Linked DNA regions of Mus musculus: region 1 is linked to region 2. Evidence: chromatin loops called from intact Hi-C (ENCODE). Cell type or tissue: left cerebral cortex. All regions are shown on one strand.

Region 1 (8,000 bases), 57 kb after region 2:
AGGCTAGCCTCAAACGCTTGCCGGATCTTCCTGCCTCAGCTTCAAAGTGATGTGGTTTAGAGGTTCAGGAGCAAGTCCATTTGCTCTGCTAATTAAAGAATTAAGACGCAGTGGAGATGAGTTGCCAGGAGTCTTTGGAGGTCCCAGTGGAGCCTCATATGATACTGGGAAAGTCAGGGTGCCCTCTTGGGGTTCTCAGTTTCATTAATAAAATTTAAGAACAAGCGCAAACAGAGTTGTAAGCACAAAGAACTAACTCAAACCAAAGCTGAGGGCAATGGATTAGTTTGAAAGAAGCCTAGGGCAGATGAGCTGTGTACCCCACAGCTTCCTGGAAGGAAGGAAGGAAGAGGATGGAGAGGAGACTGAGCCAATATCGAGGCTCCTGGCTAGAGATAAGGCAGGAGGCCAGATGCCTGGAGGCAGCCACAGCCTAGGGACCAGAGCCCAGTAAAAAAGGACAAGGAAACCCGAACTGTTTGGGAGCCTCCCTGCAGCTTAGGCTCTGGAGCAGCATCCGAGAGCCAAGAAATGGTCCTGCCAAAAAAGAGGAGGAAGGGACTGTGGGAGGCGACTACACCTCTCAAGTCAGGGGCTTAGACTAGATCCAGTGGAGACTAGACCTCATGGTGGCTTACAAGGCCAGTGGGGACTGCATTAGGGGTGGGAATTCTAGGAAGGAAAACAACATCTTCCTAGGAGTGTCCCCTAGCCAGATCCTGCCACATCGGCTAAACCCTTTAAGGGCCTGACTCCACCTAGAGGTGGCTGCTTTCTTCCAGTGGGATTGCAGGTGCAGGCTGCCATCCCAGGCCTCTTGGCTTCCTTTCCAATGTAGGTTTTGTTCTCAGTATCATTTCAGCCCTAAGAATGCTTTCTGTTCCAGCGTGTGCATGTGTGTGCCTGCAGGCACAGGCACTCCAGGAATCACGTCTCAGATGTTAAATTGTGGCCTCAGGTGTGCTTTACCCACTGAGCCATCTAACTGACCCCATTCTATTTTTGAACCTGTGTTTGTTTGTTTGTTTGTTTGGAGACAGGGTCTTTCTTTGTAGTCCTGGCTGGCCTAGAACTCACAGAGATCCTTCTACTTCTGCCTCCAAAGTGCTAGGATTAAAGATACGTGCCACCGGGCTGAAGAGATGGCTCAGCAGTTAAGAGCATTGTCTGTTCTTCCAGAGGTCCTGAGTTCAATTCCCAGCAACCACATGGTGGCTCATAACCATCTGTAATGGGATCTGATGCCTTCTTCTGGTGTCTCTGAATACAGCTACAGTGCACAATTAAAACAAGAGTCCCATGTAGCTCAGGCTGTCCTCAAATTTACCATGTAGCTGAGGCTAGCCTTGAACTCCTAATCTTCCTGCATTTAGCTCCTAAGTGCTGATATTGCATGCTTACACTCTGAGCAGGGGGCTTATAAAGGGGAAAGGCACAACTTTGGTACTTCTCATTGATGTAGCTGTGATGGCTGTTAGCAAGCATGACAGGATATGAACTTTTAGTAAGAATAAGGAGGCAGGTGGGTTTCTGAGTTTGAGGCCAGCCTGGTCTACAGAGTGAGTTCCAGGACAGCCAGGGCTATACAGAGAAACCCTGTCTGGGGAAAAAAAAAAAAAAAAAAAGGGAGCCAGGTGGTGGTGGCGCATACTTTTAACCCTAGCATTTGGGAGGCAGAGGCAGGTGGATCTCTGAGTTTGAAACCAGCCTGATCTACAGAGTGAATTCCAAGACAGCTAGAGATACATAGAGAAACCCTGTCTCGGAAAAACAAAAACAAAACAAAAACCAAAAAACAGGGCTGGTGAGATGGCTCAGCAAGTAAGAGTCTGAAGGTCCGGAGTTCAAATCCCAGCAACCACACAGTGACTCACAACCACCCGTAATGAGATCTGACGGCCTCTTCTGGGCAGGAGTGAGTGGGGTGGGCCGGAGAAAGCAGAGGTCCTAAATTCAATTCCCAACAACCACATGAAGGCTCACAACCATCTGTACAGCTACACTGTACTCATATACATAAAATAAGTAAATATTAAAAAAAAAACAAAGTAGAGGTGGAGACAGGTTTGTTTTTGCTTGATGGGAGCAGAAAGCCTTGTGGTTACAAAAGCAGGCCAGAGCAGGTTAGCAAAAATTCCTGTAAGTGCCTGAGGGTCAAGCTGACCTCAATGTCAGCCCAAGGTCAGGTCAGGATTTAGCAAAGATGTTTTTCTTGCTTCACTCTTATGGCCTCACAGGTGTTCTACATAGACTTACATGTAGGCAAAACAGCCATGCACATGAAGTAAATACACTAGTAATAATTTAAAACTTTGGTGGCCATCGTGGCACATATCTTTAACTCCAGCACTTAGTAGGCAGAAGTAGAGGCAGGCAGATCTCTGAGTTTAGGTCAGCCTGGTCTACATGGAGTATATGAGTACACTATAGCTGTACATATGGTTGTGAGCCTTCATGTGGTTGTTGGAAATTTAATTTTAGGACATCTGCTCGCTCTAGTCGGCCACCACTCACTCAGGCCCAAAGATTTATTTAATAAGTACATGGTCGCTGTCTTCAGACATACCAGAAGAGGGCCAGATCTCACTACAGGTGGTTGTGAGCCACCATTTGAACTCGGGACCTTCGGGAAAGCAGTCAGTGCTCTTACCCGCTGAGCCATCTCACCAGCTCCACAGTGAACCTTTATATTCTACTTTGTGACCTTAACCTTTGGGGCGGGATCTGCGCCATTCTGCATGATGCACACGCATGTTTAGTCATTTGAAGACTTCCCCACTGAGGCTGAGGACGGGAAGACAAGAAGGAAGTAAGACAGTGTATACACAGGGACACAATGATTTCCTAATGGCTAGCTTCAGGGTTTCACAAGTCACCCGAGCACCAGTAGTAGCCCCTAGAAGCCCACAGTTATAGCAGTCCTTCGCTAACCTAGGCCTTCTTGCCTTCCCTGTTCCTTTAAGACTAAAGGAGCCATCGGCTTGGCCCACCAGCTTCCCAGTCATCTTCAACCCCAACACGCCCTGGGAACACAACGCCTTTCAGAAGGCAGATAAATGGCCCTGGATTGGAACCGGGCGTGATTTAAGACGTGGGGGAAGCAGGTGGAGGTGAAAAAAATCTCGGGATCTACACATGGGCTGTCAAATGTCATGGCTCTTCATGGGACACGTGTTCAGAAAATCATGGAGTGGGCATGATTGGAGGGTAGAGCTACTTAGAGGGGAGTAGGAAAAGAAAACAGACAGGCTGAGGGGAGGAACCAAACTGGGAGCCTCACAAGAGGAGCGATGCACCGCCTCCGGCCCTAACCACGCCCACAGAGGGATCGGCGGTCACGTGGTGCCCAGTGGGTTGGCCTCCGGAGTGAAGATGGCGTCAGTGAGGAAGGCTTTCCCGCGGAGGCTGGTGGGCTTGACGTCCCTCCGGGCTGTAAGTGCTCCCCAGGCGGGTGACAGTCATGGGATCGGGCGGGCCTCCTCAGCTGCTGTGACAGGCGGAGGAGCGGGACCGCTCGAGGGACTGTTGCCGGGAGGATTTGAGAGTTCCGGACCCAGCCGGTCTGGCTCAGATCCATTGCAAGAAACGGGGAAACTGAGGCGGCGGGAAGAGAATCGACCCGCTGTGACTGTGGAGACCGGGGACACCATCCTGGGCGTCCTACCTCCCTTACGGTGACCCTGACTCCTTCCCCTATTTGAGCTTCGGATCTCTCCGGCCCTTCATTAGTGGAAAACAGTGTTCAGTGTGGGAAACACAAGCATCCCTGTCTGCCGCCTTACTCGGCCCTTGTTGCTTTTATGGACGCCTGGGGAGAACTTGGATCGCGTGGGCCGGACAGGGATTCCCTCAGAACTGTCCTTTGGGCATGTTTGGTCCTGGCATTCTGACCACGCGCAGTTATTTGAAGGAAGGGGGGGGGGGCAAAAAGAGCTGTGCTGGCTAAACCGCAAACTGGTGTCCGGGTGATCTGCCACTTTCTAGGCTGAGTGACAGAGGTGTGTACTCAGCTTGCTTATACGTAAAATGCAGAGTCTCAGGATGATTTAGTGAGTGACCAGTCAGTCGGTGGTGGTGCTTTGTGAGAGTTGGACTTAGGAGCGATCAGCGCCAGCGTCACTGCTACACCCTCAGCTCTGTGATGGCGCTGTTACGATTTTATGTTGGGGAGTTTAGGCATTGTATTAGCACTTGGAAAAACTACTTTCCTTGCAGCTCGTGGGTGCCTCTCAGAAAGCCCAGAAAGCCACTTCTGGCCGGGCATGGTGGCTCACGCCTTTAATCCCAGCACTCGGGAGGCAGAGGCAGGCGGATTTCTGAGTTCGAGGGGAGCCTGGTCTACAAAGCGAGTTCCAGGACAGCCAGGACTACACAGAGAAACCCTGTGTCGAAAGAAACAAAAACAAAAAAAAAACAAAAAAAAAAAAAAACAAAAACAAAAAAAATGGGAAAGAAAAAGAAAGCCACTTCTGCATCTTTAGTCTACCCACTTCCAATGATTGCTCAGGGATCAAATGAAAAGGCAAATATCAACGTGAAAAGTTAAGGAAATAAACCCGAGGGGGAGAGGGGGAGAGAATGAGAATTAAGTAACATGGTGGGTCATAATATCTATCTATCTATCTATCTATCTATCTAAGACAAAGTTTCTTTCTATATAACTTTGGTATTCACTACATAGACCAGGCTAGCTTCAAACTCAGAGCCTGCTATGACTCTGGGCTTACAGGCATGGACCACCATGCCCAGCTAGGGATAATTTTTACAAACTAGTGTGAGGAAATGATCCCTCATGAGTCTTATGGCACAAGATGGCACTTTTATTTCATTTGGTTTGGTTTGGTTGTTCCGTTTTTGGTTTGGTTTGGTTTTTAAAGGCAGGCTTACTCATCCTTGGCTGTCTGGACTCAATTAGTAGACCAGGCTGGCTTTGAACTCACAGAGATCTACTTGCCTCTGCCTCCCAAGTCCTGGGATTATTAAAGGGATTAAAGGCATGCACCACCAGGTGAGCTATCTGACTTGGGTCTGAGAACCCTACTCAGATCTTCTGTGGAGCCATCTCTTCGACCCTGGGCTTTTTAAAAATTTCTCACATATCTCAGGCTGACCTCAAGTTTGCTGTGTAGCAACTTGAAAGCAGCCATGAGCTTCTGATTCCCCCTGCTTCCATCTCCCAAGCGCTGGGCCTCAGGCCTCGGGCCGCGAGCCACCACACCTGGCTGGGTTGTTGTGTTTAGAGCTGTGTGCTGGAGGAAGTGGAACTAAGTTCACTGTGTTCCAGAAAAGGAAGTTGGAAGCAGGCTCTGCTTCAGTGTGTACTCACTGAGCCTCTGCTATGTCTCAGGGCCTTGGGAAGAGCAATGCACAGATCCAGTCCCTGACCTGTGACACTCGCGCCCCTCTGGGCGTTTTAGGTCTTTTTAGTCTGACAGTCTGTTGGAGGGAGACGTCGTTATATGGACCTTTCACTCAGCTTGACGACTTCTTGGGTTGTATTATTATTATTATTATTATTATTATTAATGTCATTATTAATTTTTAATTTTATGTGTATTGGTGTTTGCCTGCATGTCTGTCTGTCTGTGTGAGGGTGTTGGATCCTTGAGTTGGAATTCCAGACAACGGTGAGCTGCTATGTGGTTGCTGGAAATTGAACTCAGGTCCTCCGGCAGAGCAGCCAGTGCTCTTCACTGCTGAGCCACCTCTCCAGCGCCCTGCCGACTTCTTGTAATTCAGGTGCTTGTCAGAAACTGTTCCAGCTAAAACCCAAAGCCGCTTCAGGTGCGCTGACAAGCGAGCTCCAGTTGATTTCCTCAAGGTCTTCACGGGCTTGGAGAACTTTGGCATGCATGGCATCTTTCTCTTTGACCCATTGCAGTATGTTTACCTGGGTGTGGGGGAAGGGCTGGAGTGATGGCTCCCTGCTTTAAAATGATCGCTGCTCTTCCAGAGGACCTGGTCTTGACTCCTACAATCTACCTGGTGGCTCACAACCATCGGTGACTCCAGTCTTAAGGGATATGCTGTTTTCTTAAAAGGACAATGCACACATGTGTCATAAAATGCAGGCAGAATACCCATACACATAAATAATTAAGCAAGGTGTTTGTTTGTTTTTTGTTTTTCTGAGGCAGGGTTTCTCTGTGTAGTCCTGGCTGTCCTGGAACTCACTCTGTAGACCAGGTTGGCCTCGAACTCAAGAAATCCGCCTGCCTCTGCCTCCCAAGTGCTGGGATTAAAGGCGTGCACCACCACTGCCCGGTGCAAGTTTCTTTAGGATGTAGGGGAAGATCTGAGAGAGACTCAACAGTAGACTAAAAGCTTTAAAATTTGGGGGAAATACTTTCTTCAACTGCTGGGGGTGTTCTCTCAGACCCACTGTCCCTCCTGTGAGCCGTTCGCTTCAAATCAGGCTTTACACAAGCCTTAACATAGCCAAGTCTTTCTCCGCATCCCATCACTGATGCTGAATCTGAGGCTCACTTCTCCTGGGTCTCAGTGACTGCTGTCCTCTGGACAGCTGTGCCCTTTGTTCATTATCCGCTGTGCCTGTAACGTTACTGAGCGTGTTGCCAGGCACAGAGCCAGTCAGGATGAGATGGAGTAGAGAGAGCTTCCTCTCCCTGAGCGTATATGGAAGGAAATAGTTGTAGTCTGGAGAAATACAAAGGACCCAAGATGGTGGGTTAATAGCTCTTCTGTGCCAGGTGGTGGTGGCGCACGCCTTTAATCCCAGCACTTGGGAGGCAGAGGCAGGCGGATTTCTGAGTTCGAGGCCAGCCTGGTCTACAAAGTGAGTCCCAGGACAGCCAGGGCTACACAAAGAAACCCTTTCTCGAAAAAAATTAATAAAAAAATAGCTCTGCCAAGGCTGGTGGGAGGAAGGCTTTCTGACTGACTGAACGATTGAGGGGATCTAGGTCAGGCCTGCTGGGCTGCAGCATAGCAAGCGTGGGCAGAGGGTGGAAGGGGGTGGAACAGTAGGGGTGAGTGATGAGGTCAGCCAGCACTGAACTCTGCAGAGCCTCTCAGGCAGGATGACAAGGGGGAGGAAGGGGTGAGTCAGATTCCAGCTGAGCAGCAGTGTATACGTGTGGATGTGCATACGCGCTACCTTCTGCAGAGATAGGCAGGATGGGATCAAGTGAGTGAGAGGACAGTGTGGAAGTCTGGGGACTGCTGAATGACTGATGTACAAACGGAGCCAAGGGGGTGGGGGGGCAGGGGAGGTGGGTCTGGACCAGAGGAGGACCCGGCTGGGCTGGGAGCACAGCTTCCTTGCTTATTCCTGTTCAAAGCAGTTTGCTTTTTTATCTTAAGATTGAAAGAGCCTAGATGTGAGGTACCATAGCTGCCTGTGGTAGCAAAGAGAGACCAGTGCTTTCTGTGTTGTCCTATGCTAACGCCTGACACTTGGGTTTCCTCATTTAAACCAAAGGTGAGCACCTCCTCCATGGGCACTTTGCCAAAGCAGGTGAAGATCGTGGAAGTCGGTCCCCGAGATGGGCTGCAGAATGAAAAGGTAAGGAGGGGGAAAGGATGCCTCGTGCCTCTGTTCTGAGCATTCCAGGGAAGTTGGGTCAGATACATTATGGACTTTGTTAACCTGGAATATTATACAGATGTTAATATTATATAATATTGTAATAATATAATCTTATAATAATAAGTATATCAAGTGGCTCAAGACTGAAAAACAAAATATATACTCAGTCTTACCCCTATGTAGAAGAAACATAAAAGGCTTATATATATGTAGAAGTATTTACTTAGAAAGGAATATAAAACTTTCTTTAAAAAAGTGTTCTAGGGCTGGAGAGATGGCTCAGCTGTTAAGCTCACTGACTGCTCTTCCAGAGGTCCTGAGTTCAATTCCCAGCAACCACATGGTGGCTCACAACCATCCATAATGGGATCTGATGCCCTCTTCTGGTGTGTCTGAAGAGAGCAACTGTGTATTCACATACATAAAATAAATATATCTTTTCTTTTAAGGT
Region 2 (8,000 bases):
GAACTGTCCCTGAACATAGAGCTTGCTGACTTCACCCACCTACCCACCCCCCAACCTCTGTATGCCCTGGCTGGGTCACCAGCAATCCCTGGGGATCTTCCTGTCTGCTCTCAGTGCTGTGCGGGGCCCCAGCCAGTGTTGTGGGGCAGGAGGTGGGGGTTGCAGGTGTGCACCACACACGCTCAGCTTTTACCAGGATCCAGGTTTGAAAATGCTCTCACCACTAAGTTAACTCCTTCCCCCTATTTGCTTTGTCGTGGGTCCTGAAATCTACCCTTGAAGATACGGTTATCTTAGCTGTGCCTGGTGGTGTGGGTCTATCATCACAGCTATTTAAAAGACTGAAGCCAAAGGATTCCAAAACTTAGGCTGGGCTATGGACTGAGTTCAAGCCTAGGCAACTTACTGGGACCCAGATACACACCTGGATGACCTGATACACACCTGGATGACCTGATACACTCCTGGATGACCTGATACACACCTGGATGACCTGATACACTCCTGGATGACCTGATACACACCTGGATGACCTGATACACACCTGGATGACCTGATGCACACCTGGATGACCTGATGCACACCTGGATGACCTGATACACACCTGGATGACCTGATACACACCTGGATGACCTGATACACACCTATGAATCCTAGCACTTGAGAGTTTTAAAACTGGGGGTTGGGGGGGCGTTGATGAGAATATACAAGACCAATGTGGGCAACTGTGTAGGACCCCATCTAAAACAAAAAAGACAAAACAAAACTGAGCCAGCAAGATTGCTCAATGGTTAAAGCTACTTACCCCTGAGTTCAAGAACCTACATAAAAGATGGAAGGAGAAAACTGAGTCCACACTGTTGCCTTCTGTTCTCCACACTCTTCATAGGGCATGTGTGTGCTGCCTTCAACAACATCAACAATAACAGTGAAAATAAAATCTTAAAAACAATTGAATGCCGGGGCCTAGCAAACACAGAAGTGGATGCTCACAGTCAGCTATTGGATGGATCACAGGGCCCCCAATGGAGGAGCTAGAGAAAGTATCCAAGGAGCCAAAGGGAACTGCAACCCTATAGGTAGAACAACAATATGAACTAGCCAGTACCCCTGAGCTCTTGACTCTAGCTGCATATGTATCAGAAGATGGCCTAGTCGGCCATCACTGGAAAGAGAGGCCCATTGGTCATGCAAACTTTATATGCCCCAGTACAGGGGAAAGCCAGGGTCAAAAAGTGGGAGTGGGTGGGTGGGGGAGTTGGGGAGGAGGGTATGGGGGACTTTTGGGATAGCATTGGAAATGTAAATGAGGAAAATACCTAATAAAAAATATTTTTAAAAAGATATACATATGAAGAAAAAAAACAATTGAGTGGACTGGGTGTGGAGGCGCACGCCTTTAATCCCAGTACTCGGGAGGCAGAGGCAGGCAGATTTCTGAGTTGGAGGCCAGCCTGGTCTACAGAGTGAGTTCCAGGACAGCCAGGGCTATACAGAGAAACCCTGTCTAAAAATAAAAAAATAAATTGAATGGTAAAATTATTTGTGACATACTAATTGTAAAGTTTGTAAGACTATTCAAGGGAAGCCACAGACCAAAGGACAGAGACTGAGGGCTGGAGAGGTGGCTCAGCAGTTAAGATCACTGGCTGCTCTTCTGAAGGCCCTGAGTTCAATTCCCAGCAACCACATGGTGGCTCACAACCATCTGTAATGGGATCTGATGCCCTCTTCTGGCATGCAGGTGTACATGCAGATAGAGTATTCACATTCATAAAATAAATAAATAAAATAAAATAAAGCACAGAGACTGTATAGGCCAAAGAGCATCTCTCACTCCAAGAAAGGGAGGGCAGGGAATGTATGGCATCAGGAAAAGATTGCCAAGACAGGAAAAGCAGTGAGCCCATTTCTAGAAACACCTCCAAAGAGCTGTCCCCTGACCTCCACAACACAGAGAGGGAGGGGGAGGGGGAGGGAGAGGGAAACGTCCGGAGGGATGGACTGGGTGGGGCATAACTTTAATCTGATCAGGAGATGGAGCTAGGCCGATCTTTGTGTTCTAGGCCAGCATGACCTACAATAGTGAGTTCCAGGAAGAGGAGGCCGTGGGAGAAAGCTGAACCATGAAAGAAACACCAGGGGGAAGGAGGATTCTGGCTGGACTGACAAATGGGGCCGGAGGACAGGGTACCAGAGCTCAGCAGAGAGGATGAAGAGCCTGAGCAGGCTCCTCTGCTAGCACCGACCAGTGCAGACGTGCGTGCGCACGGACAGAAATCCAGGGCGAGCTTGCCTGCGTGGAGGGTTCACCGTGACGCGTGTAAGCGTGTAAGCAGGGGACGGCAGAGGGAAGGTGTGTGTCTCCTAAGCCTGCAATGGAGAACGGAGAACGACGTGGTGATCCCATCCATTTCCCGTTCCAGGAAGCCCGAGCTAGGCCTCTCCAGAACTTCTCCAGCCAGCTCAACACGCACAGAGTGGCTCCTACCCAGAACCTGTGCCCCAGCAAATGGTAGCAAGGATCTCCTCCCTCTCACCCAGTTCCCTTAACACTTGAGTAGGACCTGTACTTTGTTTGACGTGGCTTTCTTCCATGGCCGCCTCTTCCTGGAACTCACTATTGTAGGTCATGCTGGCCTAGAACACAAAGATCGGTGTATCTCCATTTCCTGAGTAGATTAAATGTATGCCCCACCCAGTCCAGCCCTCCGGATGGTTCTCTCCCCCGCTCCCCCCTCTCTTTCCCTCTCTCAGATCACCAGGTATGTACACCAAGGGTCTTTACTCGGTGAACTCTCTCTCTTGGGTCCTGGCACTGACCCTGTCCTGCCTCAGCCTCTAGAGACTTAGGCAGGGGCCAGTGCACTGGGCTGTGGTGACCTCTCCTTGAATACCATTGCAAGAGGAGAGAAATAGACTCAACCCTTAGATACAATAAGGGCCAAAGGAAGGCTTTGGTCCTAGAAGCTCAACAAGGGGTCTGTAGATGCAGTTAAAAAGGGAAGACACCAAGGTCAGTTGACTCTGGCTTAATGGCAGGCCAGGAGTTTTCACCTCCGAGGTGAAAGCTAAGGAGTTTCAAATGTCAAAGGTCAAATGTCAAAGGTCAAATGTCTAGGAGACCATGACTTAGTAAGATGTTGTTGTTGTTTTTCAAGACAGGGTTTCTCTGTGTAGCCTTTTGCTATCCTGGACTCGCTCTGTAGACCAGGCTGGCCTCGAACTCACAGAGATCTGCCTGCCTCTGCCTCCTGAGTGCTGGGATGAAAGCCTAAAGCCGTGTGCCACCATGCTGGACCACAGGATTTGTTCGATTGTTTTTGTTTGGTTTTAAGTAGAGTTAATTGTATTGAGAAGATGTAAGAAAGAACTCCAGAGAGTGTGAGGAACTCCATGGGAGGAACAACCAGGCTTCTTTCTTTGTTTGAGACAGGGGCCCACTCAAGGCTATCCTCCAGCCTCAACCACCCCAGGACTGTCATGACAAGTGTGCACCATGGAGTCTTCCTGTAGTGCTCTCTGCTAATACTCGATAGAGTAGGGCAGAGCCAAGGCCAAAGCTTAGCTGAAAATACGAGGACCCTGAACTGAAGTCTGGTCAAAGAGAATATTCATGAGACACATGCATTTATCTTGTATTCACACTTCTCTCTACCACTTACTTTTTTTTTATTTCTTTCTTTGTTTTTTGCATCAGAAGATTTCTTATTCTTGTGCAAGTGTGTGTATGTAGAGATCAGAGAACAACAGCTGAACAAAGCCAATTCTCTCCTTCCACACCCCTTGGGGCCTAAACAGCTCAGCCACAGCCAGTAGATGGCAGCACGTCACAGTACGAAGCCCTCAGGGTGATCCACTGTAATAGGAGTGGGAGGACTTGTGTTCTGAGTGGACCCAGCCAGGTGGACAGGATACAAAGGGGAGATGCTGGGATGCCCTTATTGACCACGTGACCTGAGGTGGGCTCAAGGCCCGCAGCAGGGCCTCACTTAGGAGCTGGCTAGGAATGTAGATTCTTTCTTTCTTTCTTTCTTTCTTTCTTTCTTTCTTTCTCTCTCTCTCTCTCTCTCTCTCTCTCTCTCTCTCTCTCTCTTCTTTCTTTCTTTCTTTCTTCTTCTTCTTCTTCTTCTTCTTCTTCTTCTTCTTCTTCTTCTTCTTCTTCTTCCTCCTCCTCCTCCTCCTCCCCTTCTTCTTCTTCCTTCCTCCTCCCCTTCTTCTTCTTCTTCCTTCCTCCTCCCCTTCTTCTTCCTCTTCTCCCCTCCTCCTCCTCCTCCTCCTCCTTCTTCTTTTCCAGTACTAAATACAAGGTCTTTATCTCTTCCAGATTAAACATTTTGGGTGGGCTGGAGAGATGACTCAGTGGTTAAGAGCACCAACTGCTCTTCCGAAGGCCCTGAGTTCAAATCCCAGCAACCACATGGTGGCTCATAACCATCTGTAATGATAACTGAATCTCTTCTGGGGTGTCTGAAGACAGCTATGGTGTACTTACATATAATAAATAAATAAATCTTTTAACAAAAAAATTAAAGATTTTGGGTATAATCATATAAAGATAAAGAATCAAGTTTTGCGACCTAAAAACATTTACTTTTTAAAACTATATTAAACCGTGGTGGCTCACGCCTTTAATCCCAGCACTCAGGAGACAGAGGCAGGTGGATTTCTGAGTTCGAGGCCAGCCTGGTCTACAACGTGAGTTCCAGGACTGCCAGGGCTATACAGAGAAACCTTGTCTTGAAAAACCAAAACCAAAACCAAAAACTATATTAATACTCTAGTAAACTATACAAAAATATAAGGTGACAAACATGTACATTTATAGAACTGCATATCAGTCAGGCCAGATCCTGCAGAAGGAATTCCCAGCATGGCCTCATTCATCTGTGAGGACACAGAGCAGTCCTTGTTTGGCCAGACACCATCTTCTCCTGCATGAGCTGCTCTTCACAGCTTGATGGCTTCCTTCCATAGTTGTCTACCTCTCAGGACAGACATTTACCTTCCTCATCCACCAGCCATTGGAGGAGGGCCTGGGCCACAAAGATGATTGATTCCACCCATTCTTGGTGGAGGGTTTCCTGATGGGAAAACAAAAAACAAAAAAACCCTACAAATCCTGCTATTCCCCCCAGAAGAAATCTGTTATGAAAGACAGTCTCCATGGGAACTGATTCTGGCTGCCCAGCACTTGACCATTTGAGATATAAACCAACTTTCCTCCATTTACCTGCTTCCTAAGGACAGAGAAGTCCGGACCTCCTGGGGTTGCCGTACCTAGCCTCTCTCCACAGATTCTTGACCCAATCCTCCCACCTCCAGCCAGAAATCAGAGTCAGAGTCAGAGTCAGGGCCAGCAATCTGTTTGTCAGGTCCCTGGGTGATTCAGATGTGTGTGGAGGTTTTAAAGGTACCTTTTCTCTCCAACTTCCTCATTCCAGGAATGGGGAAATTGAGACCAGATGAAGGAAGTGACTTATCACACCAGAGAGAGCCCAGGAGGTGGTGATGGAGTAGCAGAGGGGCGGAGAGATGCCTCAGCAGTTAAGAGAGCTTGCTGCGCTTTCAGAGGACCTAAGTTGGGTTCCCAGCACCCACATGACAGCCTACAACCACCTCTAACTCCAGTTTCAGAGATTCAGAGATTCTTTACATATTCTTAAAATTTCAATCTCTTTAAAATATCCATCTCTTTTAAAATTCAAAGTCTTTTTACAATTAATAGTCTCTTAACTGTGGGCTCCACTAAAACAGTTTCTTCCTTCAAGAGGGAAAATATCAGGGCACAGTCACAATCAAAAGCAAAAGTCAATCTCCAACTGTCCAATGTCTGGGATCCAACTCACGATCTTCTGGGCTCCTCCAAGGGCTTGGGTCACTTCTCCAGCCAGGCCCTTTGTAGCACACGCGTCATCCTCTAGGCTCCAGATGTCTGTACTCCACTGCTGCTGCTGCTCTTGGTGGTCATCTCATGGTACTTGCATCTCCAAAACACTGCATGACCCCTTCAGTCCTGGGCCTTCAATTGCAACTGAGGCTGCACCTTCTGGCTTCCTCAAGTACTGCACATGGACACACACACATGGCTGAAGAGATGGCTCAGCAGTTAAGAGCACTGGCTGGTCTTCCAGAGGACCTGGCTTCAATTCCCAACACCCACATGGCAGCTCACGATTGTCTAACATCTGTTCCAGGGAATCCAACACCCTCACACAGACATACATGCAGGCAAAACACCAGTGTATATAAAAATACAAATAATAAGTTATTAAAGACAATAAACACACTTCAATAATAAAGTACATAACTTTTAAAAGAGAGAACTCAATTCTGCATACTTCTTTTCCCTGGTTCTTGTAATGTTTCCTTCCCTCCCTCCCTCATGTGTGCATGCCTCTAGCCACCATCACACACCCTGAGCCGCAGACAGAGCCAGGTGTTGGGGGACATGCCATTTCTCTTTCCCATGGCGGCTTCCTCAGAGCCAGATGTCTGGGAGTGAGAATTCTGAGCATTAGCTCCATCTTTCCCAGGTCACCCCTGCCACCTCCAGTTGCTTCTATGACTCTACACAGGTCAAGCACAGGCTGCAAGAGGGCCTCGCCTTGCCTTTCTGGCCTTTACTCTCATTTTGGAGGACCTGAACTCTCTCCCTGTTTCTTGATGGCAATTACTCTTTCTTGGGAGAGAAGCAAGAGCTGCCCTCCCCCAAAGGCTCTCCTTATCACAGCAGCCCCTCCCTGCAGCAGTAGGTCTGCTCCGAACACGTCAGATCCGGGACAAGAGCAGGGTCCTCAGCCTCCACAGTTGTGTAATGCTTAGCCGCATTAGCTGCATTCTTGGAGGCTACCCACTAGATGTCAGGAGAATACCTCCTGCTGGTGTGAAAACCAAAACCACACACACACACACACACACACACCCTGCATAGGGCTGTCTCACAAATCACCTAATTAACACCCTAACACCCTGTTAACTGTTCACTGTAACAAAAAAGGAAAAAGTTTGTTCCAGGCCTAGAGATGGAAGCTAAGGGCTGCTCACCTGCTGGGCAAGTACTCTACCACAGAGCTACATCCCTAGCCCTGAATAACTCTTAGTACATACATATCTCAAACATTTCTCTTTTTTTGTTTAAAGACTTAATTATTATATCTAAGTATATTGTAGCTGTCTTCAGACACACCAGAAGAGGGCATCAGATTTCATTACAGATGGTTGTGAGCCACCATGTAGTTGCTGGGATTTGAACTCAGGACCTTCAGAAGAGCAGTCAGTGCTCTTAACCACTGAGCCATCTCTCTAGCCCTCAAACATTTCTGCTGTATTCTCACATGCTGAATCTAGCAACATTACCCACAGCATAAAAATCTCCCTCCTGAAGAAGCCCTGATCATCCCTCCTATAGAGAAGACTTCATGTGATGGTCATAAGATTCCACTTAAACATTTTACCTAATGATAGCTGTAAAAATGTATGAGGAAGATACAATACCAGAGTATGTTCTAGAACTGGACATTAGAAACATACTTCCTAAGCCAGGTAGTGGTGGCACACACCTTTAATCCCAGCACTTGGGAGGCAGAGGCAGGCAGATTTCTCAGTTTGAGGCCAGCCTGGTCTACAGAGTGAGTTCCAGGACAGCCAGGGCTACAGAGAAACCTTGTCTTGAAATACCAAAAAGAAAAAAGAAAAAGAGAGAGAGAGAAGGAGAGAAAGAAAGAAAGAAAGAAAGAAAGAAAGAAAGAAAGAAAGAAAGAAAGAAAGACGGAAGGAAGGAAGGAAGGAAGGAAGGAAGGAAGGAAGGAAGGAAGGAAGGAAGGAAAAGGAGAAAACACACTTCCTGGGATGGGATGAGACCAATCTGCAGAGTTCTTACTCTGCAAGCATGGGGCCCTGAGGTCAATCCCCTGGAACCCAGCTTTAAAAGGGAAAGGTGATTCAGTGGTTAAGAGCACTGGCTGCTCTTCCACAGGACCCAGGTTCAATTCCCAGCA

What was found. Peaks named below come from ENCODE experiments on the same cell type or tissue, not always from the same donor. Only the 100,000 strongest peaks of a DNase experiment are listed, where the experiment ranks them.
Region 1: a loop joins it to region 2, with 2.6 times the contacts of the local background. A loop is called at or near these places in 19 of 42 quality-filtered maps.

The regions. Positions count from the first base shown.
Region 1 is chr4:135,943,109-135,951,108 of GRCm38, forward strand. Hmgcl (3-hydroxy-3-methylglutaryl-Coenzyme A lyase) reads left to right here and starts at 3,340. Exons shown (of 9, transcript NM_008254.3): 1 at 3,340-3,432; 2 at 7,442-7,525. The coding sequence starts at 3,373. In left cerebral cortex, a CTCF peak has its summit at 7,956 (motif pointing left); DNase peaks (open chromatin) are centred at 3,333, 3,846, 4,046, 6,590 and 1 more place; H3K4me3 peaks cover 1,415 bases; H3K27ac peaks cover 2,092 bases.
Region 2 is chr4:135,886,260-135,894,259 of GRCm38, forward strand. No RefSeq gene overlaps it. Among named protein-coding and RNA genes, the nearest start is that of Cnr2, 4.9 kb to the right of the region's middle. In left cerebral cortex, CTCF peaks have their summits at 3,804 (motif pointing right) and 6,834; a DNase peak (open chromatin) is centred at 3,821.